Linked DNA regions of Homo sapiens: region 1 is linked to region 2. Evidence: chromatin contacts called from ENCODE Hi-C or POLR2A ChIA-PET data. All regions are on one chromosome and are shown on one strand. The core of a region is the stretch at or near the end of the contact, and the rest is flanking DNA. Distances in the headings are between cores, read along the strand shown. Region 1 overlaps SEPTIN9 (septin 9). Region 2 overlaps LOC105371901 (a long non-coding RNA gene).

What was found. Hi-C counts contacts between places; a loop is a spot of excess contacts on that map. ChIA-PET counts read pairs that join two places held with the same protein, here RNA polymerase II (POLR2A). Pooled maps may share reads with other maps.
Region 1: a loop to region 2 is called in a pooled map, with 1.9 times the contacts of the local background. The contact joins two enhancer-like sites. A Hi-C loop is called at or near these places in 2 of 50 pooled maps. POLR2A ChIA-PET finds 5 or more read pairs at or near these places in 3 of 52 experiments (B cell, activated T-cell and activated naive CD4-positive, alpha-beta T cell).

What each region holds. Positions count from the first base shown.
Region 1 is chr17:77,455,086-77,459,520 of GRCh38, reverse strand. The region is part of intron 3 of SEPTIN9 (septin 9); the gene reads right to left. It overlaps LOC105371903 (a long non-coding RNA gene), which reads left to right. Exons shown (of 3, transcript XR_934990.3): 3 at 1-2,983. Among named protein-coding and RNA genes, the nearest start is that of MIR4316, 60 kb to the right of the region's middle. RefSeq lists enhancers at 1,954-2,033, 1,458-2,072, 2,073-2,686, 3,336-4,242, 4,243-4,435. Within about 2 kb of position 2,125, at least 8 of the 41 ENCODE cell types and tissues checked have a DNase peak (open chromatin) inside an H3K27ac peak, as active enhancers do.
Region 2 is chr17:77,124,219-77,129,375 of GRCh38, reverse strand. LOC105371901 (a long non-coding RNA gene) reads left to right here. Exons shown (of 5, transcript XR_934988.3): 3 at 3,559-3,686; 4 at 4,538-4,696. It also overlaps a transcript of SEC14L1 not described here. Among named protein-coding and RNA genes, the nearest start is that of SEC14L1, 14 kb to the left of the region's middle. RefSeq lists enhancers at 1,587-1,636, 4,624-5,157. Within about 2 kb of position 1,340, at least 27 of the 41 ENCODE cell types and tissues checked have a DNase peak (open chromatin) inside an H3K27ac peak, as active enhancers do.

The sequences.
Region 1 (4,435 bases), core at 876-3,375, 330 kb before region 2:
AATGTATTAGTTTCTCTTTCTGGACCCCACAGTGTGCCTGGCTGGGGCTGTGCTCTGGGGAAATGGCAACTGCGAGGTCCTCACAGACCGGGCCCGGGTCTTAACCACAGCCGCATCTCAGCGCCTTGATATTGCTGAGTGGATGCCCAAAAAGCACTGCTGGGTGAATGTGCGAGTGAATGATGAAGATGGAGGTGGCTGTTGGTGCCAGGGCAAGGCCCCAGGAGTCTGGGGAGGTGGCACCAGGCAGTTCAGGTCAACGGCTAACCCTGGACAGGGCCAGGAGGCAGCCAGAATGGTTAAGGACAGCTAAGGGACTTTAGGCAAGTGGTCTCACTCTTCCCAGGCGGGCAGGAAGCAGGAATCAGACCAAGGGGTGCCAGGTGGTAGTGGCACTCAGGGGGCCTGAGGAGCAGGTGCAGGCTCAGCAGGGCTGGTGGTGCCACGTGTGGGGCCGACCGTGGCCCCGTTCACTGCCTCCACCTCCTGGACGCATGGGCCCATGGCCCCCAAGGCCCTCCTCTGTCCCCACGCCCACCTTTCCAGGCTCCACTTCCAGACGCCAAGCCATTTTCTCACTCCCATCTCTCCCGTTGCCCCTATATCTGAGCTGACCTCCTCCCTGAGCTCTGGTGAAATTCTAGAGAGCCCAGAGGTGCAGCTCACACTCCTGCGCCACAAGGCCTTTGCAGTCTCCACCTTCCTGGGACACTCCATCTTAGAGCTGGGTGTGTACTTATCTCACTGGATCAGAAACTTCAGGAATGCCCATCTTGCATGCTCCTGCTCCCCACTTCCCGCCCGCCACTCAGCCCGTGGCTGCCATGTGGTTGGGCCTTGGCAGCCACCGCAGCTGGTAACACACAATTAGCACTTCTGTGTCCAGGTTCCGTGCTGAGCCTCTTCAGTTTCATCCCCGTTTGTCCTCAAAATGGTCCCTGACATGGTAACCATCATTATCCATTTTTCAGACAAAAGACCATAGCTCTAGGAGAGGAGGAATGGCAGGTCTGAGGCCACGTGGTTCGTAACAGGCAAATGGACCCGGCAGTCACTCTACCCTCGAGTGGGGCTCCTCCCTGTCTGCAGACCTCGCTGAGGTTTTAGAGCCTGGAGCCAGTGAGTCTCCACTGAGCACAAGGACAGCGGCGGTGCCGGGGCTGGAACAAGGCAGGGAGGGGCCTCCCAAATCACAGTCCTGGCTGTGGACCCACCTTGGGACCCCGCCCTGGCTGGGAACCTTGCTCCAGCCCACCCGGGACACCTTCCCACCCTGAGTCCTGCACTGGGCTGTGCACGGGGTCTGCTGAATGAGTGAGGGCAGGAGGGATGGTGAGCAGGGTGGAAAGCGACTATGGTGGGTAGGCTTCTGCTGGAAGCTTGAAACATTCCTGGCGAGCAGGAAAATACCAGGGGAAGAGGTTACAGCCCTCAGAAGGGCTCGCTGGGGACTGTCCTGCAGCCCTCTCATCGGGACAGGCAGAAAATCCAGCCCCCCTTCAGGGTGAGTCCAGGAAGCCTGTGGGGGCACAGGCTCTAGCTAGGGTGGCGCGTGGGTTTACCCAGGGGACGCTGCCGTGGCCCAGAGTTAGGTTAAACCTCATGTATTCTGTAAATAATTATTTATAATAAACAAGGCTTATTCACCCTCTAAGAAGAGTAAAACATTACAGGAGGCACTTTCTCACCAACTAAACACGTCATAGTGACTTCACTGCGTCACTGAGGGAGGGCACCAGGGTGCCCGGTCCAGAGTAAACTGTGGCCAGGGGGACGGGCACACTGCCAAATCGGCCAGACCTCCACCCCTGAAAATGTGGGCTAAATTCTCTTCAACAAGTTACAAGGAAATTCAGTGTGAACCCCATGTTTCCACCACTATCGGCTGTTCTGGAAGACTGGGAGGAGGGGTCTTGCCTTTTCTCCACTCTTGGTCACAGGGTTTGAGGCCACAACTTGGACTGGGACCCCAATCTCCTTCCTGGGGAAGAGGCTCATTCAGGGTGTCTGCCAAGGCCCAGCGCATAAACACGGAACTCGCTTAACGTCTGCTCCGGCACCTCTGGGCCTCCCACACTGGGTTCCCCTATCTGACCCCTCAAGCAGTGAGAGTGATGGGACATGGGGCGCCTCTAGGGGAGACTTGGGGAGATGGAGCAAGCTTCCCAGCCCAAGGTGAGGTCCCGAGGCATGGTCCATGCAGTGATGCTTCTCACGGGAGGCCTGAGGCATGACCAGGAGCTTGGAGACTCAGCAGAGGTCTGGGCATGGGACTCTCGGTACGCAGCCAGAGCGAGGGCCGAGGCTGTATGGATGCAAGCAGGTGACCCTGTGCCATCGGGTGCCATCTGTGCCGGGCCCTGTGCAGCCGTCCCCATCTCACTGAGCTTCAGGGAGGTGAGGCAACCATCCCAGGCACACAGCCCCGGGGGCAAAGGCTGGACCCAGGTGTGTCTGATTCCAGAATTCAAGAAGACAAGTAGAGGAGTCTGAGTCCCCTGAGACCGCAGTGATGGCTTAGTGCCTCAGGATGGCCAGGCTGGCTCCTGCAGCTTTAGTCAACCGTGCCCTCCTTCAGTCATCCAGGGTCCCAGCGCTGGTCCCTGAGACCTGGTACTGGCCATAGGGGCCCATCTCTGGCTGTGGACATCTAGTGCTGGTCACTGGGATCTGGTATTGGCCGTGGGGACTTGTCCTTGGCTGTGGGGACCCAGCGCTGGTCCCTGAGACCTGGTACTGGCCATGGGGACCCGTCCCTGGCTGTGGGTACCCGGTGCTGGTCCCTGAGATCTGGTACTGGCCATGGGGGCCCGTCCCTGGCTGTGGGTACCCGGTGCTGGTCCCTGAGACCTGGTACTGGCCATGGAGGCCTGTCCCTGGCTGTGGGTACCCGGTGCTGGTCCCTGAGATCTGGTACTGGCCGTGGGGGCCCATCCCTGGCTGCAGGGACTCAGTATTGTCTATGGGGTCTGTCCCTGGCTTCGGGGAGCCAGTAGTGCCTGTGGGGCCCATACCTGGTGGTGGGGACCTGGTGCTGGAGGATCCTGACAGCAAAACCACAGAGGCGACAGGTAACAGCAATCCATTAGCACAGCGTGTGGCCTGCCCTAGCCACGGCACCTTCCTCCACTCTGTGCCCTCTCACCACAAAGCCTAGTGCAGGTAACGAAGCCAAGAGGTGGAGAACCCGCAGGAGGACGCACACCACACCTGCTCCTCGTGTGGCGTCCCTGCACCCTGGGTGGCTGAGACCCCCTGCTCCTCCTCCAGGCCTCTCCGTGCCAGGTCTGCGCTGTTCTCCCTGGCCTCGGCTCCCACCCACCCGGCCCCCCAGCTACAGACAGCAGCGATTCTCCCTCCCACTCAATGGGGCCACTGTCCAGCCCATCATTAGTCTTCAGGGCTGGCAGATGACACCGGCCACGGGCAGTGTTTCCTCCGGCCCCAGCACACAAGGCACAAAAGACACCATCCTGCCCCAAGACCCTCCTAGTCACGTGGCGCATGGGAAGCGGTGCCGGGAATCTTCCAGGGCAGTCCCCTGCCCCGGGGGAGATCGTGTTCAAATCCCCGAGGAAATGCTGCTCTTTGGCCCTTTTTCTGAAAAACCCCCCAAGGAGACCTTGTGCGGAGCGTGCAGGGAGAATGGAGATTCTTGTGAGACTGTCTCGGGATAGCCTCACAGAAACCACAAACTATTTGGATAAAAGTTGAAAATCTGCGGTCACACAATGCTGACCATTCATTCAAACACTCGTTGAGCAAGCACCTATGACGTCTGGGAACTCAGGACGTGGATCGACAAGACACAATCCTCATGTCCGTTCTAGTGACAGAGAGAGAGACGGCACCATCAACCCCGCCCGCTGGGGGCCCCCTTGGAGGGGGCGTGCAGGTTCAGGGCTGAATCTGCCCAGTGGATGTGCCACCCACGTCTGCGTACCTCCTGGTCCTGTGGTGGCCCCTGGAACAAAGGCTGAGAGATAAAAGACAAGGATCTGGGGGAGGGAGGACGTCCATGCACATTCCACTGGGGACACCAGCAAGGATGACTGTTCAGTGACCATTCAGTGACCGAGTCACCTGGTGCTTGGAGCCTGGCACCCACAGAGCAGGGCGGGGGCAGCAGGCCCTGCCGGGGGCACAGGCCTGAGAAGGGAGTGCTGCCAGCCAGGCTCGACGGGACAGAGAGCGAAGGGCCCCCTTCCTGAAGGCCATGCAGAGGCCGGAGGTCAATGTCAGCAACTCCATCAACGTCAGTCCCCTGAGACCGACCCAGAGTTGGGGTTCCAAGAGCAGTCTTGGGCGCTCAGGAGCCAAGATCTCACAGAGGGTGTTCCCCACCCTTAGCTTAGGGAAAGTGACAAATCTGGAGTGCTTCTGCCCATGGTCCAACTACTGAACCCAAATGAATGCATTGACAAATCGCATTTAG
Region 2 (5,157 bases), core at 91-2,590:
AGGACCTGTGGGTCTGATTGAGCCACCTCAGTAGCCTAAAGCAGCTTTTAGGGTTTTCCTCCTCCAAAGGAAAAAAAAACAAAAATACTAATTGGATGCTGATGGAATTTGGTGTCAGAAAATCTCACTGGGTTGTTAAGCTTGGATAAGAAAATGTTGATGAAAACATTTTGTAAATGGTTAGACTCTATGTAAATGCTTCCCACCGCCAGGCATCCTACAGCTTTGCCTCCGGAATGTTCTGTACACATAGATTATTATTATCGTCCCGCCTACCGCTCTAGTTGGTTGCCAGCAACATCGTCTATATTTAGATAAATCCTTCCCCATCTTAAATTTCCCCCAACAGAAAAACAATATGAAAATTGTTCAAAAGACCAACATGAAAATATGATTAAAAGACCAATGCTCATTTGTACGGCTCTTGGCACAGACAGGCTGAAAAAAATACAAAGGAATTTCTTGGCAAACCATTGTCTATAATTATGAGCTACATAAGCTAAATGGACTCCAAGGGGCTAGGGGTGCATGGGGAGATGGTCATCTGGCTTAGTTGGGCACAACAGTCTCTATCACCCCTTCACGTTCAGAAAGCTCACTCTACTTTAAAATGCCCAAGCGTGGCCAGGCGCGGTGAATCACATCTGTAATCCCAGCACTTTGGGAGGCCGAGGCAGGTGGATCACCTGAGGTCATGAGTTCAAGACCAGCCTGGCCAATGAAACCCCATCTCTACTAAAAATACAAAAATTAGCCAGGCCTGGTGGCATGTGCCTGTAATCCCAGCTACTCAGGAGGCTGAGGCAGGAGAATCACTTGAACCCGAGAAGCAGAGGTTGCAGTGAGCCAAGACAGTGCCACTGCACTCCAGACTGGGCGACAGAACGAGACTATGTCTCAGAAAAAAAAAAAAAACATAATAAAATAAAATAAAATAAAATAAAATAAAATAAAATAAAATAAAATAAAATAAAATAAAATAAAATGCTCAAGTGTGAATGCATAACTTGTCCTAAAAGGCACTGCATCTGCCAGCTCTGCACCCCCGCCCACCCCTGTGGCCTCTGGTCAGGCGCCGTGCTGGTGCTAAGAGGTGACCCCCAGCTGCCTACTAGACATTAGCGGGGAGAACTGGTGTGCCCCAGGAAGGAACAACCACGCTGACGCAAAACCAAGAGCCTGTGTGACCTTCCTCCATACCCCCGGGTATACAAGGTACGGCTCTGAACTTTTCACCACACAAGGCTCAGGAAGCACCCATGGTTGACGCACTGTTCCAAGAAATTACCACGAACTGGTGGCTGAGGGCAACAGAAACTCATTCTCTCACTGTTCTGGAGGCCGTAAGCTCTGGAGGTGAAATCAAAGTGTCGGCAGAGCTGTGCTCCCTCCTGCAGCTCTGGGAAGGTCTGTTCTGGCTTCTTCCGGCTGCTGGTTGCCCTGGGTGTTCCTTGGCTTGCGGCCACCTCTCGCTAGTCTCCACTTCCACCTTCTCCCTTGTGTGTCTCAAATCTCTCTCCTTTCTCTTATAAAGCCACCAAAATGAGATCATCGTAGACCCTAAATCCACGATGATCTCATCTCAAGTTCCTTAACTTACTGACATCTGCAAAGACACTGTTTTACAAATGAAATCGCCTTCACAGGTACCAGGGGTTAGGACTTGGACACATCTTTTGGGGACCCACATTCAACCCTCTACAGCTGGTTAGAAAAAAAACCCCTTGGCCAGGCGTGGTGGCTTACGCCTGTAATCCCAGCACTTTGGGAGGCTGAGGCAGGTGGATTACCTGTGGTCGGAAGTTCGAGACCAGCCTGGCCAACATGGTGAAACCCCATTTCTACTAAAAATACAAAAATTAGCCAGGCGTGGTGGTGGGTGCTTATAATCCTGGCTACTTGGGAAGCTGAGGCAGGAGAATTGCTTGAACCCAAGGGGCCGAGGTTGCAGTGAGCTGAGATCGCGCCACTGCACTCCAGCCTGGGTGACAGGGCGAGACTCCATCTCAAAAAAAGAAAAGAAAAGAAAACAGACCCCTTGAAACCATAAAAAGGAATGAGTTCATGTCCTTTGCAGGGACATGGATGAAGCTGGAAGCCATCATCCTCAGAAAACTAACCCAGGAACAGAAAACCATACACCGCATGTTCTCACTCATAAGTGGGAGTTGAACAATGAGAACACATGGACACAGAGAGGGGACCATCACACACTGGGGTCTGTTGGTTGGGGGTGAGGGGTGAGGGGAGGGAACTTAAGAGGACGTGTCAGTAGGTGCAGCAAACCACTATGGCACGTGTACCCCTATATAACAAACCTGCACATTCTGCACATGTATCCCTTTTTTTTAAAAGAAGAAATAAAGAGAAAAAGAAAAAAAATAAATAAAAATTAAAAAAAAGAGAGAGAGAAAAAAAAGAAATCCCTGTTGGAGGGAAGGGAGGCGCCCCTGCTCACTCTCCCGGCAGTGGTATCAGCCTCGTCAAGCCCAGAGCAGTGAAAAAGGTGCCTGCACCCCACAGAGTCAGCCTCCTGGACCCCGAGGGTGCCCACTCCTGCCTGACCCACCCATCACCATTGCCCACAAAGCAAATAATGCCAAGGGAAGGGCAAGGCTGGCTTGCTCATCACGTTGTAGACTCTGGGCTTTGAGAAAGCCAGAGAACAAAGGATGTTGCTGTCCTTGGCAGGGCTGGCCTTGTTCCAAGGTTCCCGTGCACCTGGAGAAGAGCTTGACCTGGCTCACATGGCACACTCGGGCACACAGAGGGCTTCTCTGGGAACCAGCCTCTTAGCAATTCCAGGAGCATGCAAGGAACCGCTATGATTCTGGCAACCTGAGTTTATTATTCCATATCAGGGAGACCGAGGCACAAAGAGTTCTGCGTGTTTAACCCCTACCGATCATTCAGAACTTAGGAGCCAGTTCATGGTTCCTGCCTCCCCATGTGATGCCTAAATTCAGCACCCTATTGAATTCAGTTACAGTTTCCTTGAAGAACGAACACAGTTCCCTCTATTTTCTACCAGTTGTATCAGGCCCAGGCCCTGTGCTAGGCACTTCACAAGCATCACGATGATCTTCATCACAGCCCATTTCGCAGATGGGGACACCAAGATACAGAGAGGATAAGTGACTTTCAGAGCAGAGAATCCAAACCCAACAGTCTGACTCCAGTGTTCACAGAGCTCTTCCTATCGCACTCCCATTCCTTCTTTTTTTTGAGACGGAGTCTCGCTCTGTCACCCAGGATGGAGTGCAGTGGTGCGATCTCAGCTCACTGCAACCTTTACCTCCTGGGTTCCAGCGATTCTCCTGCCTCAGCCTTCCAAGTAGCTGGGATTACAGGCATGCGCCACCATACACAGCTAATTTTTATATTTTTGTAGAGATGGGGTTTTGCCATGTTGGCCAGGATGGTCTCAAACTCCTGACCTCTGGTGATTTGCCTGCCTGGGCCTCCCAAAGTGTTGGGATTACAGGTGTGAGCCACCCCGCCCGGCCCCATTCCTTCTGTTGAACTCACAGTTCTTTGGCTTTTTGTTCTTCCTTCCAGGTCACCAGTTTCAAGATTTGTACATCCTGGTGTCACGGTGAAAAGCCTATTGGTGGCAAGCACATAAGGCACGTGGGATGGCCAGGGGCCTCCAGCACAGGAAGGCCCCGAGTGAAAGCCTAGCAGAGGTAGGTGCCTGTGTGTCCTGGGACATCCTACTGAGCAGGCAAACCACGGACACATTCAGCTCCAAAATATTTCCATATGGTCCCGGTATAGCAGTTGAATTGGTTTGACTCATGCATTCTTTAAATAGCAAGTACAAATAACCTGGATGATTCTTAATGTTCCATTTATTCCTCTATCCGTTTATTGTTCTGTGATTTATAGCATAGCTCCTGAGTGTCATGTGCATGACATAATAGGGGAAAGGAAAAAAAAAAAAACCTGCAACTTCAGAATCTAAGGACTAAGCTAAAATTTTAGAATGCTGAGTGAATCAAAAGGTGTGCATCATTGGTGAAAATAATAAGAAGAGTTTTTTTTTCTTTTTCTTTTCTTTCTTTAAATCCACTTATTCTGTCCGGGCAAGGTGGCTCATGCCTGTAATCCCAGCACTTTGGGAGGCCGAGGCGGGCAGATCATTTGAGGTCAGGAGTTCGAGACCGGCCTGGCCAACATGGCAAAACCCAGTCTCTACTAAAAATAGAAAAATTAGCCGGGCGGGCGCCTGTAGTCCCAGCTGCTTGGGAGGCTGAGGCAGGAGAATCGCTTGAACCCGGGAGGCAGAGGTTGCAGTGAGCCAAGATTGTGCCACTGCACTCCAGCCTGAGCAACAAAGCGAGACTCTACCTCAAAAAATATATAATAATAATAAAAATAATAATAATAATAATAATAATAGTAAATCCACTTATTCTTATGTTCTAGCAGCCAAGGCTGCTAGGGCAATTTGGATCTCAATATAAGATAAAGCTTATTCTCTGATGGAAGACATCAGATCCCCCACCTTAATTTCTGTGTCACTTGCTTTAAACAGTTAAGCGACTGTACGACATGCTGAAAGGGATCAGTGATTTCTCCTGCAGCCAGTTCCAACCTGCTGAAAGGAACACTGAGAAAATATATGGACTCAGTAAACCTGAGCTGCCTCCAATGGCCTCACTCACTCCAACCCTCAACTTTGCAATGCTGGAATGTGAGTCACCTTTAAGATCATTTCATTTATCTTGGCCAAGCCTTTAAATATTTAGGTCTACATCAAATAATGTCTGATAAAAGCTTAGCGCTTTTCACAGCAAAGAACAAAACGTAATTTTGAACCACCACAGCTGAAAAAAGGGATGTTATTAGCCAAGACAGGGGCCCCAGTTCAGCAGCCTACCTCCCGTGACCCAGTGATACACAGCTAAGGAAGTGTGGGGCTTGTGGGACCTGTTTGGTTCCTGACGTTCCCAGAGAACAATATCCTGAAGCAGAAACAAGACGTGGTTTCCGGTTTTTGTTTTTGTTTTGAGACGGAATCTTGCTTTGTCACCCTGGCTGGAATGCAGTGGCATGATCACAGCTCACTGCAGACGCGACCTCCTGGGCGCAAATGATCCTCCCCCCTCAGCCCCCCAAGTAGCTGAGACTATAGGCGCACGCCACCACGCCTGG